Linked DNA regions of Homo sapiens: region 1 is linked to region 2. Evidence: read pairs that join two places in POLR2A ChIA-PET (ENCODE). Cell type or tissue: PC-3. All regions are shown on one strand. Each heading gives the region's core, and the rest is flanking DNA. Links, peaks and the distances in the headings are about the cores only.

Region 1 (8,709 bases), core at 2,835-6,834, 60 kb before region 2:
GTTTTAGTACATTTGGATCCTTGGGGAGCTTTGTCCATAGCAAGATGATTTGAGTGTGGTTTTTAAAAGATGGCACCAGACCTCTAAATGGTAATTAGTGTTAGCAATTTTGGTTACTATTTCTTCAGAAAGGGTAGTGGGGTTGGTGAAAATGTAGATTTTGTGGTGGTGATTTATCAAGTAGTGTCATAAACTGTTAACTTTGCCTTCTTTTGTGTGACCAGTAACCCTGTGACATTGAGACTGAAATATGGAGCCACCAGGGAGGTTGGGTATCGTGGGTCTTATTTTGAAAGTTCTCCAGTTGCTTTTAGAGCAAAGATGGAATGGTTCTTTTCACTTGGTTTATTTTGTCTCTCCCTTTAGGATTTGGTCAACACTGGACTCAGCGCTTTCCTTTTCTTTATTGCTTCAATCGTACTGGCTGCTTTAAACCATAGAGCCGGAGCAGAAATTGCTGCCGTGGTAAGCAAACTCAAATGGTTAAAGCAAGCTGATCTGGGGACCTCCTGTGACCTGCTCGCCTGTCCCTGGCATGTGTCCTGCTCCCCCTCCTGTGGCTTTTCTTTGCTAAAGATGATGTTACTGGGCCAGTGGGGGTCCCAGTCCCTTCAGTGCTGTGGTTCTCAAAGTATGGGCCCCAGAACAGCAGCCTTGGCATCTGTTAGACATCCTTAGGCTCCGCTCCAGAGCTACTGAGTCAGAAATGTATTTGAAGTAACCCTCTGGATGATACAGATGTGCTCTCAAGTTCAAGAACCCCTGCTTTGGTTCGTTTCCAACACAGTCCTTGATGTCTAAGAGCCTTATCTGCCTGGGGAAGGGAGGGTTCTTGAATGCAGTCATGACACCATTTAGCAGTCACATGACATTTCAAGGTGGAAATGCCACGGCAGGTGGGGACCAGATAATGTAGGACTTCCCCTCTCCATGCCCTGCATTTCTGTATTGTTCTCAGTTTATGAGGAACAGTTATCCTTTTTGTAATGGGGGGATTAAAAGGTTTATAAATGATTAAACGAACTGCTCTCCCAGGTGCCACTCAGGCGATTTGTAAGTCTTAATAATTAAAACTCTGTGCTTCTTACTCTGGAGCTGCTTACTTGGAGCTGCCCCATGAGAGGCAGGTGTGGGATGGGGGCTGTGATGTGGAACATTGGCCCTGTGGCTTGATTTGGGACCCACATGCGAAACCCTGATTTTCTGTCTATGTTACATTTTGTCTGCACTGTATTTTCTCATCTGGGACCAGAGGCCCTGAAGTTGCAGTAAAAGAGGTACTTTTGTGATTTATTTTTTTATACGTCCAAAATACTTCAAAAGAAACCTTAGGCTGTCTTTAGGTCAGGCAAGATTTTCTGTGTGTCACATGACTAGAGACTCAGCTGTGGTGTGACAGCCACACATCCAGCAGGGCTGGGCACAGGCTTCCCTTTGACTCTGAGCCACCCCGTCATATGTATTTGAAACAAGACTTTAGATCAAATGGGGCTGCTGAGAGGGGGAAGAGATCAAGGAATGAAGGCACAGGGTTGTAATGATCAGCTGGCAGAGCAGGAAGGGGCTGCATGTGGCTTGGGTCACCACAGAAGCCTTGAGGGGCCAGGCCACGTGCCCGAGGACTAACTGTGCTGGTGTGTTTTTAGATATTTGGCTTCTTGGCGACTGCGGCATATGCAGTGAACACATTCCTGGCAGTGCAGAAATGGAGAGTCAGCGTCCGCCAGCAGAGCACCAATGACTACATCCGAGCCCGCACGGAGTCCAGGGATGTGGACAGTCGCCCTGAGATCCAGCGCCTGGACACGTGAGGACCTGCCTGGATCCTCCTCCCTCCCGTCCTCGTGCCTGTCTCTCAGTCAAGTTTTCTTTCCCTTGTCCTGTCAGATTTCCATGTGATTCAGTTGAATTTTGTCCTCTTTGGTAAAAGTTCATTTTGGGAAAGGGTTTCCCGAGTGGCCCAGTGGGCGGGTCCGCGGTGGAGTTGGGAGGCCCACGTTCCTCAGCGTTTGGGGCTGTGGAGCAGCCGGCGTCACTGCCCAGGTCCACTTGAGGTCTTACCTGCCCTGAAGCACAGGCTTCCTTTGACTCTGAGCCACCTTGTCGTGTGTATTTGTAACAAGACTTTGGATTAAATGGGGCTGCTAAGAGGGGGGAAATATGAAGGAATGAAGGGACAGCATTGGAACGGTCAGTCGGCAGTGGTTCTCAGGCAGCCTTAGGCACCACCTGCTCCAAGTCAGTGTTGAGTCTGCGTGCTGGGATCCAGCCCACTCCTCATCTTCCATGCCAGGGCCCCCAGGCAGCCAGCACCAGCCCAAAGGCCACAGGGCTGGGGAAAGCTGATGTCCTGTTAGGATGGCTCCCAGGGACCTCTGACTCAAGGAAGGGTGACCTTTTGTTTCCTACTCTGCTGAGAAATCACTTGATTCTTCCTCAAATGAATCACCTTCCTGAACCCCAGATTCTTCTCCAGGAATATGGGGGCCATCTTGTTATGGGGACTATCTTGTTTTCCAGTTTCCTGCCTACCCTAAATACTTTGAGGCTGAATTGCAGATTTTCAGTCATTTTACCTTCTCAGGTAAAAGCCATGAAAGAAACAAGCCTACTCCACCAGCCAAAGCACTTGCCCATTTGCTGGCTTCATGAACCGCAGGTGGGAGGTGTTTGTGTTAAAAAACAGCATGCACACGCGTGCGCGCACACATGCACACACACACCCCTCTATTTTAGGGATGTGTGCTAATTTTCTAAATGCCTGCAAAGAGTTCTAAAATGATTCTGAGCAGATTCGTCTAGGATTTGAAAATACTTGAATTTGCACCAGAACACACCCTTCCACCCATGTTTCAGAAGGCACTAATTGTCGCTTTGGGCGCCTCAGTGTCATAACTGTAGACATCATTCTTGGGAGTTGTTGGGGGGAAAAATCCTAGCTACTTAAGGTTTCTGATTGATTCTTGATAAAGTGAAGATTATTGTGTGTGGTGAATGAGTTCAGTGAGTCCCCATGATGCAGTAGTTTTTTTAAAAAATTAGAGAGTAATTATATCTTTTATGGAAAAAAGTTGTTTTAGTTTGTCAGGTTTTCCCTCTTTGAACTGTTTTTAATGTTTACAAACCTCACTTTAGCTCTAACATTTTGTGTTTAGCCCTCACCAAAAAGCACTTACTGTGGCAGGAAGATTTTGCAGTAACATGGAGAAATCCCCAAGATCAAGTGCTGACAAATGTTGACAGCTTTAGCAGCGTACTGTGTAATAAATAACTCCGAGGGGGCGGCGGGGGGTCTGTGCAAGAAAGCGTCACCTTATGGACATGTGGCGTCTCATTCCCCAGAAAAGGACAGCATCTGAGCTCACAGTGTTGATCAGGCAACACTGCTGGGCTGGGGGTCGGAGTTGGGGTTAGCTTCCTGCACCAACACCTTCAGTACGATCTGAGTTGGGAGCAGTGTCCCAGGCTATGTGGCTGAGCACCACGTCTGCCTCAGGGGCTGACCCTGCTAGCCTGTTAACAACTCGTCTCCCCTCTGCTCCCACAGAGAGGGCAGCCAGGCCAGCTCACAGCTGGGTGTGCTGCCTGTCAGGTCTGTTGAGTGTGTTTGCAAAGTCAAAATTGGGCTTATCTCTCTTTGAGAGTTCCTTTTAAAATAGGGCCACAAAGGCTCAGCCTTGCATTAAATGGGGCCCACTTGGAAGGACCATCCTGAGCTTTATCAGAAATCTCCTGCTGGGAATCATGTTACTTGGCCCCCAAAAAAGGCCATCTTTGAAGTGAGATTGAAAACAAGAACACCATTCAGGTGGGCTTGTTGCCCAAGTTTTCCCAGCTCACTTCAGTAAAACCACTTGATCATCTGGTGAAAGAGGGGGGCAGGTGGTTGGCCTCCTGAGGATATGTTGTCAGCTGCAAGAAATAGTTCTGAAGTCACTGAAACTAAATGCAGATGAATGACCAAAAAGGATGACACGCCAGAGAGTGACTTAGGAGTTAATTTGCATCTTCGTGATAGACTCTTCAGAATTATTTATGTCCCTGTAACTATTTAATATCCTTTGTGCCGTGAGGCTCCTCGGTGGTTTTGTAAATGTTCTCCTTGTATTTAATTAACTCCCACTAGAACCGGAAGTGGTGCTATGGACGCTTTCTAGTTGATGTAATGTGTGGTTGCACATGTCATCATGTATAGACCACGTGGTGACGAAAGTTCTGGAGGGAATAGGGTTATCCAAGGTGAATATGAAGACGCCTATATTTTTCTTATATTGCCTCTATATGCAAACAGAAGACAATCGATATCTGGGGGCCTTAAAATGACCTCTTGGCAAATTGAAGGAAGCGTTTTTGCGTTTAATAGTTTCAATAGGGACCAATATCAGTTTGGTTTGGGGCATTTGAAGGCTGAGCGACCTTAGTTTTTCTCAGTGTTCTGGTGGGACGATATTGGTTTTCACATTTAAAGCAAAACTTGAAGAAACTGCAGTTGCTGTGTGCATTTGGGTTTTTTCCTGGACACTGTACAGCTGAAACCCTCAAGCATTTGGTGGAACCTCTGGTGGTTTTAGATGGATGCAAACACTGATGTCCTCAGAGAAAGTTTATTTTGGCACTGATTGGGTGGATTTGGTATTTTTTCCCTCTGATTCTCTTTGATATCCTTCTTTCACACTGCTGAAGGCATGGGAGGGAAATATGTTTTCCCTGCCTTAAAGAGGGATTACAGTCATGAAAGGCTGGAGATACTTGTTGGCCCCACATAAAGCTGGGAAGAACAGATGCAGTTTCAGATTAAAATCTCGTCAGAGAAGTTTGATTTGAAGTAAACAGCCATCCGAGGGAGGTGACTTTTGTCTACAGAAAAAGCAAGAATGTGGCAGCCTGCACAGCCCCAATACACATCTTCCTTGGCAATGTGAGCTGAAGCCAGCATGGGCAAGTCCGGCCCAGCTCTGAGCGCTTGGCCCTGGGAAGCCAGCGGCACCCCCAGCCCTTCGGGCCCTGTTACTGTCCCCTGGCAGGAAGGCTCACGCCTGTGGGCAGCCAGGGAATGTGTCTGACCTCCACCCTATGTCGGGTGCTTCTGGGACAGCTTCGTGACTCAGTTGAAAACATTCTGACTCTCTTCAAGTTTGCAGTTACATCTGTGGTTCTTGGAAGCTGTCCTAGTGAGTCAGCCTTGGGTTAAGCCTGAGGAGACCAAGCTCCAACACCTTTGTGCACTCATGTACGTGAATTCTTGCTTGCAGTGAATGAGACCTGAACAACCCTAGTGGGTGCCATGTCCTGCGTGTGGCCCAGGCGTACCTTTTCTTGTAGATTCACATGAGAAACCCGTCACCTATCCATGTGCTCTGAGAGGTGGACTGAGGTCTAATCCCTTTCTGTGCCAGATTTTCTGTGGGTTGGTCTTAGCACCTAGGAGATGAATAGAGCATGGAGACACCTGAACAATTTAGTGATTCTGCAAGGCAGTGATGATTTAAGGGTTCCTATTGTCTCATCTGTGTTCAAAACAAAACAGTCATGAAGTCTTTGTGCCACTGCCTGACTGTCATCTTCTCCAGATCTTGTTTACAGAGTAATAATGACGTTAAACAGGTATCAGAAAGGGGAAAAAGTTTCTAGGCCAAGAGCTGCTGGTGGATTCTCTTGAGCAGAATAACAAGTTGCTTCCTGCTCCAGGGACTGCCATTAGCTTGTGAAGTCTCTAGGTGCCTTGTTATTTCCTAGTGAAGTTGCAGAATCCAGGGTTTTTTCCAGGTTTGTCTTATTTTATCAGCACCCACGTCCAGGCCCAACAGCTTGGTAGGCTGGTGAGGTCCACACACGGCCAGGTCTGGGAGATAAGGGAGGAAGCAGTGGCCTGGAACACCCCACCTGTCTGCTATCAGCACTAGACAGCTCAGGCTGTCTTGGAAACGTGTACTTTGTTAACTGCCTTCCTGTCCTCTTGTCTTTGAAAGCTGTCTCGCGTTCCACAGTCAGCTTGAGGGCAAGAGTGGGATGCTGGGGACAGGTCTTTCCCGTCCTGTGGGTGAGCTCCTGGCATCTGGCTCAGGAACATGTGGGTCCAGCAGGTGACTCTGAAGCTGGCTTGGCTGCCATCTCAGACAGGACGCAGGCCTGACACCCTCAGCTTTTAGCTTTGTAAACTTCCCTGGCGCTTTGTAGAATCTTGTGTTTCTTCTCTTCTCAGCAGATATCATTCAAGTCACAAGAACTGTCTGGTTGAGAAAGTAATTTAAAATATTTGACCTTTTATGTTTCTTTTATTTAGAAACTGTGAGAGAAAATACCGTCAATATCTGTTAGGTCTAGAAAAATTTTCTTCCGAAAGTGAATGTTCTGTTTAATTCTTCTTCATGCAAGTGAGTGGCATTTTGTACACTCTTTAGCTTGAAGCGGAGTGGGTCCTATTGTATTTTCCCTTCTTTTGTCTGGAATATATTCTTTTTCCATTTGGATACAGTTTTTCAACCTTTGGGATTTTTTTTTCCTTTCTAGTTTTTCCTACTCCACAAACGTAACAGTAAGGAAAAAATCACCCACAAACCTGCTGAGTTTGAATCACTGGCAACTTGCCTAGAAAAGTTCAGATGATGGGTCCTTGAACTGTGTATCTATTTCATAGGGTAAGTTTGTTGTCTATGTTTGTTTTTTTATGCTGAGGCTTTAATTCAGGTGACTTGCTATCTAGACACCTGGGGTGGCGTGTTTTCTTTGGGATGCATAATACACAAAGGCCAGGGAGCCTTTGGCTTGGACCCCCAGGGAGCTATTGAAACTTTTAAAGTTTGAGTTTAGGAGTAAGAACATATCTCAGACCACCTTAGTCAGCTTTGCTGATGGGATTTAGGGCCAGGTCAGAGTTTCTTTTCATAACTGCCTGAAAAGAGAGATGGTGTGAAACAAGATTCTGATAATGGTTTGTGTGAGATTTGATCATAGTCTAAAACTATCACGTCTGAGTTGCCTTAGGATGACAGTGCTGACACCCAGTAGGAAGTATCCCATTTTTATCAGGAAAGTCAGTCACGCGTAGGGATGGTGAGGAGACGCGTAGGGATGGTGAGGAGGGGAGAGGAGGGAGACCTGCTGGTGCCCTTGCACCAGGGTGAGGCCTGACTCACGCTGCTTCCCCCCACAGGCCCTGCTTTGCTTGCCTGCTTTTTCCAGAATCGATTTTGCAAGCTTCAAGATTCTGTTCCCCTCTTCGCAGAAGTGAGGAAGGCAAATACTCAGGGTTTGAAGGGAGACCTGGCCGGCCTGAGGGCTGGCAGATGTGAGGGCAGGACACCTGGGATGGACTCGTAGGCTGACCCAGGCCCAAAGGGGGCTGCCTGTTCCCAACTCTTTCACTCTGTAACCCATTTTAAAATGAGTTTTTGAATCTTGCCTCAAATTGACCTACTTGGATAAAATCAGTGCTTTTCCTAACTTGATTTTGTTTGACGTGGTTCCCTCTAAGAGAATGGTAGGAATTGAAACTATTTGTATATGTTGAAATTTGTAGGGGTTCAGGAACCCATGGCAGAAACACTAAACTATTTATTTACAAGTATGACTATTTTTTTTTCAAAGTAGGCAATTCTTTGTATATTTTAAGGCAAATAATCACTTCACCTCTGGTGCCTTCCATGCGTCGCATAAGCACTCTTGTCAATCATGGAATTGGAAAAAAAGATGTACATTTAGTTAAACAAGATAACACTATTTTTGTAGCATGATTTTAGATTGTGTCCTTTTAATATTGTTTTCAACAATGGTAGTTTTGAGGTTTTGGCCATTTTCTCTTTACACTTCGTATGTATTTTAAAGAAGAAAAAAAACAAAAAAAATTCCCTGGCTATTCCTCTTTCCTCTCTGCTGCTGCTTCTCCTGCATCTTGTTCCTGCTTATTTAAATAGTCTGAGAGTAAGAGTATATTTCTGTGAAATAATTATAAGTCAGTATAATTGCATTTGGCATTTTTTAACCACTTGCTCAGTTTGGAGCCACTGCTCACCTCAAACAGTACAAAGAAAGTGGTTCCATATTTTACAAACAGAAGAGTAGCATCAGAGCCCTGACCTCCTGTCTTTGGGTGTAAAATGGTGAGAGGCCGGTGTCCGGCTCCTTCCCCTGTGGTTTGGGCTGGTGAACTGAGCCCAAGTGTATTCTCTGGCCTGGGCCCCTTCCAGAATCAGTGCGAGCGTCCTGCAGAGGCATGGCCTTCCTGCCACTGCAGAGTGGGAAGCTTCCTGGGGGACCTCAGCCAGCTCCGGGGCTCTCATCTTCCACTCGGATCTCAGATTGGTTCGTTGTGGATGCTCTGGCTAGGCTCGGCGGCCTTTTCCAGGCTTCAGGCCTGAACAAAACAGGCTGTTTGCTGTGAGGAGCTAGATGACACCAAGACACAGACACGTACTCTTCACCGGCTCCTTTTGCTTCTCCTTCCTGCAGGACGTGAGTTATGTCTGGTCCCAAAACCCTTGAGTAAACTAGCTGAGCCATTGCAAATGAAGGTACAGATGGATTGAAACATAAAATTGTAGCTTTTGGTGTCCTTCTGAAGGGTCAGAATATGTAATTATTTGATAACCAAGGAAGTCAAGTCAGATGGCTAAGTAGTAACTTTCCAATATGATTTCTCCGTGGTACTTCACCTGGTGGCACTTTTGGGGGGCAATGTTAACAACTATCACATTTTACTCATCAAGTCTC
Region 2 (8,709 bases), core at 2,845-6,844:
TTCTAGGATGAGGTCTGATGGAATTGATCTGCTTCTCTTCAAGCCGGGTTCAAAATGATCCTTTAGTTGCAAGGTGCCCTGCCAATGTTCTCTTACCGTAAGGACATCATCTATTATATTCTATCTGAAGGATCTGAACAAGAAATAACTGAGCTCAAAACAGTCTGTCTCATCTTAACAAATGGTATGTATCCTTTTCTGTAAAAGGGAGAGCTATGAAACTCATCCATCCTTTTGTTTTGTTTTGCTTGACATCAGGTTTCTCAGAGCTAAGTGCTGTAACTGATTCCAGTAGCTTTTGTCAGTCTAGTCTAGCCCTACGTACCTATAAGAAATCTGTAGGAACCCCTTTATTGGGTTAATTCTGCTTCTAGTATAAAATCATACTCCTTCATGTTAATCAGGGCAAGCATTCACAGACAAAAATATTAAGCCACTAGGCATTGTATATTGGCCTAGGAATCTCAAGGATGAATATAGTATAGCTTTCTATTCTTACATCTGTTTTCCAAGTAAATTTGCATTCTGATAAAACCTGAAGAAAGCAAGCAGAAAGACTTCCACTTACCCCTCCACCAACTGTCAATGTTGTGGTTTCTGGTATCAGTGCCAACACAGATACGATGAGCATGAATACTGTTGTTACCAGTGAGTTGATAATATCCTAAAAACACACAATAAAGCTGAGCCTTACATGAAGACTACCAAGCAATGCTAAAAAGGAAAAACAAAAAACAAAAAAACAACAACAACAAAAAACAAAGTCAGCAGGCAGAATGCACTGGCTCCCGCCTGTAATCCCAGCACTTTGGAAGGCAGACAGATCACTTGAAGCCTGGAGTTTGAGACCAGCCTGGCCGACATGGTGAAACCCCGTCTCTACTAAAAAAAACAAAAATTAGCCAGACATGGTGGTGCATGCCTGTAATCCCAGCTACTCGGGAGGCTGAGGCACAAAAATTGCTTGAACCCGGGAGGCAGAGGTTACAGTGAACTGAGATCATGCCACTGCACTACAGCCTGGGCAACAGAGTGAGACTCTGTTGCAACAAAAGGAGTCAGCTTCCTAAATATTTTGAAAGTTTCATTTTATTAAACAAATTTATTTAGCATCTATCTTTCAGGAAACCAAAATGTCACAGTAAAATGATACCTAGATAGTATCTGGTCTATAATGACACCTAGTGGTTTTCTTTTACCTGTGATATGCCAATCATTTACTTAAAAAGCTTTTTATTTCTTTTTTACTTAACATAAATGTAGTTGAAGGGAAAACTCATCTGATTAGGAAATAAAGTAGATGATGTATTATGTAGAAAGTTTAAGGTAGAAGGGGTGCCATGGGAAGTAAAAATGCTCATTTTTAATAACGTAAGAAAATGCAGAGTAGTCTACATTGTATATCAAACTTTAAGTTACTAAATGCAATTAATGCTGGGCGCTGTGGTGCATGTCTGTAATCCCAACACTTTGGGAGTTCAAGACCAGCCTTGCCAACATGGTGAAACTCTGTCTTTATTAAAAAATACAAAAATTAGCCAGGCATGGTGGTGAGCGCCTGTAGTTCCAGCTACTTGGGAGGCTGAGGCAGGAGAATTGCTTGAAGCCAGGAGACGGAGATTGCAGTGAGCCAAGATTGCACCACTGCATTCCAGCCTGGTGGAATTTTTTTTACTCCGTCTCAAAAAAAAAAAGGCAATTAATAAAACTTAAAATAGCACACACTTAAGAGAAAGTGGTAATTTTCAGGAAACCCCCACAGACATCTCTATGCAATGGATGACCAATTATGTTATTATTGCTGATGATATAGCTCATTCGCTTAATACTTTTACAAAGTAAAAATCAGTTTCATTCTTAACTGTGATGTCAAGAAGTGCAATTTTACATTTTTAAAATGGATGTGTAGCGTGGGAAAGGTAAACTGTCTAGCTGAGAAAGGTTTATGTATGTTTGCAGATAACCACAGGCAGGAAGGAATAACCCAAATAGCAAACTGCAAAACCCTGGTAATTTAGAAAAGCAGTTATTAGAAAGAAAGTAGGAACAGGTTCAATGGGGGTAGGGCAAGATCAGATATACTTAGGAAGAAAAAAGTTCTCATTTGTAGGAGATACTGAGACAACTATTCTAGGTTAACTCTCTTCTGTGTTGGATATTTGCTCTGCTTCAAAAGGCAACAGACCACACTCCTACTTCAGACAGGCAGCCTGCCTCCTGTGAGCAATCTGGGCAAGGGTTTATAGATGGCTTTGGATCAAAGTGGTGTTCTAGGGAGTGCAGAGAACCACAGGGGGAAAAAAAAAGATATGCCTGCCCCGAAACACCAATGATCCTCAAGAGTAATTTAGACCATTTATTTTATATTAAAAATGAAAACATCTATATGCCACAGAGTAGAATGTAAACTTAATTACAAAAATAGGGATTTCAAAGGAATTCTGAGCCTATGCTTAGATACCTCCTCAAAGCCATGGGTTGACTGGCTTTTTGTGTTTTCTGTCATTTGGGGCTCTCGGGGGGGAACAATCAGAGAAGGCCTGCTCTACAGACTGTTATCAGGGACAACAACTTTGGGACAATTTGAATGGAGATGACCAAGCCCTCTCCTAGTTAGCAAAGGCAGTGGCTAGCAGATGGAGGTACTTCTAAGTTACCTTTTCCCCACCTACAGATTAATTGGAACAGTCAGCCATCTCTGTGTCCTACACTTTAGGTAACATCCCCAGGCAACTTCTCCACCTGTGCTCTGGCTCCAATTCTACTCTGCAGGGACCTCACTCTATTCATTACTTTTATTTGTCCCTGGCCATATTTCCTCAGTTCAGAGATGACCCCTCTAGTTGTCTCTTTCCTTGCCTGCTCAGTCCTACAACTTTCCTGTCACTTGCCCACTGGAGGCAAACTCCTCTGGAAAAGGTCACCAGGGGGCAGAGAGAGAGAGAAAGTGTGTGTGTGTGTGTGTGTGTGTGTGTGTGTGTGTGTGTATACTTATCTTTCTGTTTAAATGTGTCCATTCTTCTTGAAATGTATTCCCATCTTGGCTTCGGTGACACCAGTCACACTTGGGTGCTCTCCTGCCTTTTCTGGCCACTCCTCATCTCATATGTTGGCGTTTCCCAGTTTTACCTTCAGCTCTCTCTACACTCTCTCTGAGCTATTGTGGCCAGTCCGAGCTCAGTTAATATCACGAGGTGATGATTCCTAAAACGGCAGCTCTAGCTCCTCTTAAGTTTCACACCATTTCTGAATATCTCCATATGAATATCTTTTAAGTAACTAAAATCTAGTATTTATCAAGCTAAACTCATTACATACTGCTCTCCTGCACCCTTCCTTAAACATATTCTTCCTCTCTCAGTATCCTCTCAAGACATGGAGGCTGATCATCTGATCATGCTACTCTCCTACTTAAAAACCTCCAAAAACTCCCATTAGCCTTTGGGTTAAAGTCCACAGCACACAAACCCTTGTATGCCCTGACCCTGTTTTCACAAACCTCACTCTTGCCCCAGCTCTTGTTCACAACTCAATACCCAACCATTCAGATACACCTGCAGGTCCTGGAGGGTCATGCTCTTTCTCCACCTAGACCCTCACATATGCTGCTGCTTTTCTAGCAGAAAAGCACTTTCCCTTCCCTGTATCAGTCATCTGCTAACTACGTTTCATCCTTCAGCCCTCAGTTTGGGCACTTTTTCTTCACAGCCTACTGTGACTTGGTCCCTTTCCCTTGCTGGGTTGCATCCACGCCATCCTAGGTGTATATCTCTCATAGCACCTATATTCTCTGTGTTGCTTCCTGGGTGCATTTAAAGTTTCTGAGGTACAAGGTTTTTGTTTTGTCTTAACCAAAGAACCAATTACAGAATCTAGGATTAGCAAATACTTAACATTTGCTGAATAAATAATTTCATTAGATCAAGATCAGAAAGGATTCTGGGTTTCGTAATGGAGCAAAAACTTAGTTACCCATATAACACCCCATTTCTAAGAGATACAATATCAGTAAAGTTTGATCCTTAGAGATTTGGGGACTATTCCTTTCAGTGTGCTACATATAAGCTACTCTCTCTCAGTGTATTCTGTTACACTCCTGGCTCCCAGTTTATTACTGGGACATGTAAGAAACTCCAAGGAATTATGTTTGGAAAAAAAGAAAGGCTAAAATGTGTTAGTTTTATTAAACTCTAGAGAAGCAGAGTGTGAAAAGCAACTATACAAGACCTAGAGGATGTGGACCAGTGTTCATTATCCTCTTGAAGAAATCTTTAGAAAAATTTAGTTTAACCCTTTCTGCCACTAAATGAGGGCCAACTGAGGAAGACTTTGTAATCTCTTCTCCTAGACCTCCCTCCAACGAAGTCCAGCTCTGAAGTGTACATCAAGTAGTTTTGAGAGGAGAGGTTCTATGAAGATCCTATTTCCCAGCTTTTCCCTTTTAGGACTTTTAAAAAGCTTATGATTTGCCTGAAATGCTTGCCACTGGCCTTGAAGGTGGTTCCAGAAGGTACCATTTAAAGGCATGCTTATGGTTTAAGAATAGCTCTAAAGTCTTTTCTTGTTAATAGGAATTATCAGCTTGGATATTAGCACTGTGGCATCCAAGAGGATGAGACCACTGCAGCCAAGGAAGACATGGCAGCAATCAGTCCAGCCAAAGAGGAGAAGGGCAGCAGGGGGATTCAGGAGGGAGACCTACAGAGACAGGATGCTGGGAATGAGACTTGCAAGAGGACAGAGGAGAAGTCACTCAGTTTTTCTTAGAATCAGCTTCTAGTCCAGGCTGAGGGGCTGCATACATCTTAACGAATAACTTCAATCTGCCCAATTTGACAGTTTTCAGAACCATCTGGGCATTCCACTGGGCAGTTATTCCTAATTATATGAGTATGGCAGGTTACAGTCTATATACTATGAAATATAAGAGGTGCCAACATTATTTAGTAATAACTACAGATATTTTCAAGTGAGATAACATTGTACTTTAGCCTCCCCAATTAGTTTGATTTTCCATTTAGTGACCAAAGATGTGCAAGGATAGATACTTGTGTATCTGTCTCCATCTCTATCCCAATTTTGAGGCCATATTAACATGCATCCAAATAGGTAATAAAGATTAAGAATGCACTACAATTTTGTTAACATGGTCCTAAATTTAAATTTCTTTAGAAGATCTATCCAAGTGAATTCTAACAGAAGCGTCAGCCACATCTACTGATAGATGGTGCAGAGAACTTATGCTCTGTGGCTGCCCTGCATCCTTGAGACCCTCTCCCAAAGCAATACAGGGCACATTAGCAATGGGTAGAGCTCCTCCTTCCTAAGCCTAACAGAGATTACCTTAAAGGTTTAAGAGAAGCAAAAAACAGAGTTCATTAGAATATCTCACTATGGTAGGAAAAAGTAAAATTTAAGGATGAAACTGAACACTTACAAGCAAAGGCCAAAATAACCACTTCATTAATCGATCAAGTCTGAGTACATATAAAAGTATGAAAAATAAGATAACGGTGACTTCAAATCCAGTGATAACAATATATGGTTCAGGGGCTTGTGCGATGATAAAAAAGGTCATAGATGTCACAGTTAGTGCCTAGAAGAAAAAAACCCACGATTTATTCAGTGACAACTGAATACAAATTTAAACTGTAAAAATGACAATTTCTAAAATAATAGGCTGGGCACAGTGGGTCATGCCTATAATCCCAGCATTTTGGGAGGCTGAGGTAGGAGGATCGCTTGAAGCTAGGAGTTCAAGACCAGCCTGGGCAACATAAGGAGACCTCATCTCCAAATAAACAAAAATAACCAGATACTGGGGTTTCTGCCATATACACACACATATAAAACAGCCATGCCTAAAGTGTATGATATTGACTTCTCTTTGTCTTTTAGAGGACTGGGTATTCCTCTCTGTTTTAAGTCCAATTAATTATTCCTCTTGTGCTTCTGACACTATCACTTCCCACATCAGTTCTCTTGATGTTTTTCCACCAAGTACCTCCGTTCCCCCTTGTACTTTCAATCTGTCCTCTGCTAGCTCCTTTTCTCATCATCCTAGAAACATCTCAGTTGTGTTCTTTTAAAATACACACACACATACTCCTTCCTTTTATCCTGCTCCCCACAGAAACCCTTGTTCTGTTTTCTACTGTTGTTATGCTTCTTCAAAAAGTCTGTATACTGGCTGTCTATAATTTCTTACCATCCATTTATCACTCCTTAATTCTTAACAATCTGGAGTCTACTGTCAGATTTAAACTTAGAATGCTGCCATGAAAAATACTGAGGAGCAAAGTTCAAAACAAATTGTCAGGGTGGGCGCGGTGGCTCATGCCTGTAATCCCAGCACTTTGGGAGGCCAAGGCAGGCAGATCGCCTGAGGTCAAGAGTTTGAGACCAGCCTGGCCAACATGGTGAAACCTTGTCTCTACTAAAAATACAAAAATTATCCAGGTGTGGTAGCAGGTGCCTGTAATCCCAGCTACTCGGGTGGCTGAGGCAGGAGAATCGCTTGAACCCAGGATGCGGGGGTTGCAGTGAGCTGAGATGCCACTGCACTCCAGCCTGGGTGATAGAGCTAGACCCTGTCTCAAAAACAAAAACAAAAAAAATTGTCAGAGAAAAACAATTCTGATGTTTAATAGCTTTATTACCAAAGTACCATTTTTTACACACCCCACCTAAACAATGCAATCAGAATCTATGCTATTTTAAGTGGAAAAAAAAACATAAAAAACTCTGAAATTTCTTCATTTCCAAATGAAGATACAGAACATGGCAATGTTAAGTGAAAAAAATAGCTGGTGGGTCCCAGGGGAGTTCTGTCAATGTTCTTAGGAAATAAAGCTCTTTCCAAAGCTCTGTGTTTTTGGTAAATGGTTTGGTCAAGAGTCTTCCCTGGCTAGACTTTTAAAATATCCTGTCAGCTGGTAACATATACATACTCATTTTAAGTCCATATAGGTTACTTATTCATAATTCTTCCAATTACTTTATTAGCATAAATATGCCTTTCTTTTAAACTTCTAAACTGATCAGTTTGATTACAAATAACTAGTTACTAAGTAACTTCATTCTTTATAATTAATATAATTACTATTAGCAACACATAATCTCAAACTACTCCAATTACTCTATTGGACCAAGGTCTTCAGCCCACAGATTATGAAATGAAGGGCCACTTTTTCAGTCCCTATCCTCTGTAACCTTTTTCATCATGGTGATTTGCACTGGTGATTACTCCATTTCCTTAAACCTTTCTATGGTTTCTGTCAAACTGTGTTCTCCTGTGATTTATATTTACAGTTCTTACATCTTTCCTAAGCTCCTGGCCTTTGTTTCCAGTTATCTTTTACATATCTCACTAATAATATTTCAGACATTACCACTCTATGGATATTGCTTTTGCTAACATCAGTGATTTCAGAAATACTAAATTTAATGAATGCTTTTTTCTTTTTTTCCAGTACTTTGAGCTGCTGTTTTACAATGAACATTTTTCATTCCTTATCCTAGTGGACCCCTATGACGTTATTGCCATTGGCTGTCCTTCCCCTACTAGTGTTTTCTTTTGGCTCCCGTGTCAGTTCTCCGAGATTTTAAACCTCCGCGACTGTTCTCTCTTGGTGGGTTCTTCTCCTTTTATTCTCCCCTGTAAAATGCTGTCATTCTCATTCCACTCAATGAGTCTGGGTCTCTAACCCAGGTCCATTCTCCACATTTCACACCAAGTAGCCATTTAGAATCCCTATCTGGATAACCTACAGGAATCTCAATTCACCATGTCTAAAACTGAAATCCCGCCCCTTCCTCCTGGATTCACAACCTCAACTGGTGGTACCACAATCTACCTTATCACCCATGCCAGGAACCTAAGATCACTGTTCCTACCCATTCCCCAACTGATCAATAATCGGGTCCTGCTAACTTAATGCCTAAACATTTTGGGCACTCCCTCCTCTTCATCCTTACAACTACTGCCTTTCATCGTCTTTTCCATGAACTATCATGATGAAATTTCTAACATGCAAATTTGTTTACGCATTTCTTCATCTATTTAAAATTCTTCAGTGGCTCTCCAGGGTCTTTAGAGCCTGCTTCTCACCATGTTTTCAAGATCTTCCACAATTTGGCTCCTGTCTACTTCTTGAGAAAAGACTTGCTTCACAATTTATCCACATGAATCAAACTCCTGATCCTTTTTTCACATTTGCTTTATCAATAGGCTGTCTCATCTCAGTGGATGGTGACTCCATCCTTCCAGTTGCTTAGACCAAAAACTTCAGAAGCTGTCTTGGACTCCTCTTTTTCCCCACATCTGGCTCATCAGCAAATCTTGTTGGTGCTACTTTCAAAATATTACATCCCAAATGTGGCCACTTCTTATTACCTGCTTTGCTACCACCAGCCACCATCATCATTTCTTGCCCAGATTACTGCAATTGGTCTCCTTGGTTTTACCTTTGCCCCTGCAGCAATCCCCTTCTGTCCTTCCCTACCAATCTACTGTTAACATAGCAGCTAGTATATTTTTGTTTGTTTTTGAGACGGAGGCTCACTTTGTCACCCAGGCTGGAGTGCAGTGGGGTGATTTTGGCTTACCTCAACCTCTGTCTCTCCGGTTCCAGTGATTCTCCTGCCTCAGCCTCCCGAGTAGCTGAGATTACAGGCATACGCCACCATGCCTGGCTAATTTTTTTTGTA

Evidence for each region. Peaks named below come from ENCODE experiments on the same cell type or tissue, not always from the same donor. Only the 100,000 strongest peaks of a DNase experiment are listed, where the experiment ranks them.
Region 1: POLR2A ChIA-PET joins it to region 2 with 5 read pairs; 18 of 35 experiments call an interaction of 5 or more read pairs at or near these places.

Annotation. Positions count from the first base shown.
Region 1 is chr16:66,615,160-66,623,868 of GRCh38, reverse strand. It overlaps CMTM4 (CKLF like MARVEL transmembrane domain containing 4), which reads left to right. Exons shown (of 4, transcript NM_181521.3): 3 at 367-465; 4 at 1,647-8,709. The coding sequence ends at 1,811. Among named protein-coding and RNA genes, the nearest start is that of CMTM3, 15 kb to the right of the region's middle. RefSeq lists an enhancer at 3,486-3,987. In PC-3, for the core only: no CTCF peak of the experiment used is centred there; a DNase peak (open chromatin) is centred at 5,138; H3K27ac peaks cover 1,324 bases.
Region 2 is chr16:66,555,077-66,563,785 of GRCh38, reverse strand. It overlaps CKLF (chemokine like factor), which reads right to left. Exons shown (of 4, transcript NM_016951.4): 2 at 5,438-5,596; 3 at 569-664. It overlaps CKLF-CMTM1 (CKLF-CMTM1 readthrough), which reads right to left. Exons shown (of 4, transcript NM_001204099.2): 2 at 5,438-5,596. Among named protein-coding and RNA genes, the nearest start is that of CKLF-CMTM1, 6.9 kb to the right of the region's middle. In PC-3, for the core only: no CTCF peak of the experiment used is centred there; no DNase peak of the experiment used is centred there.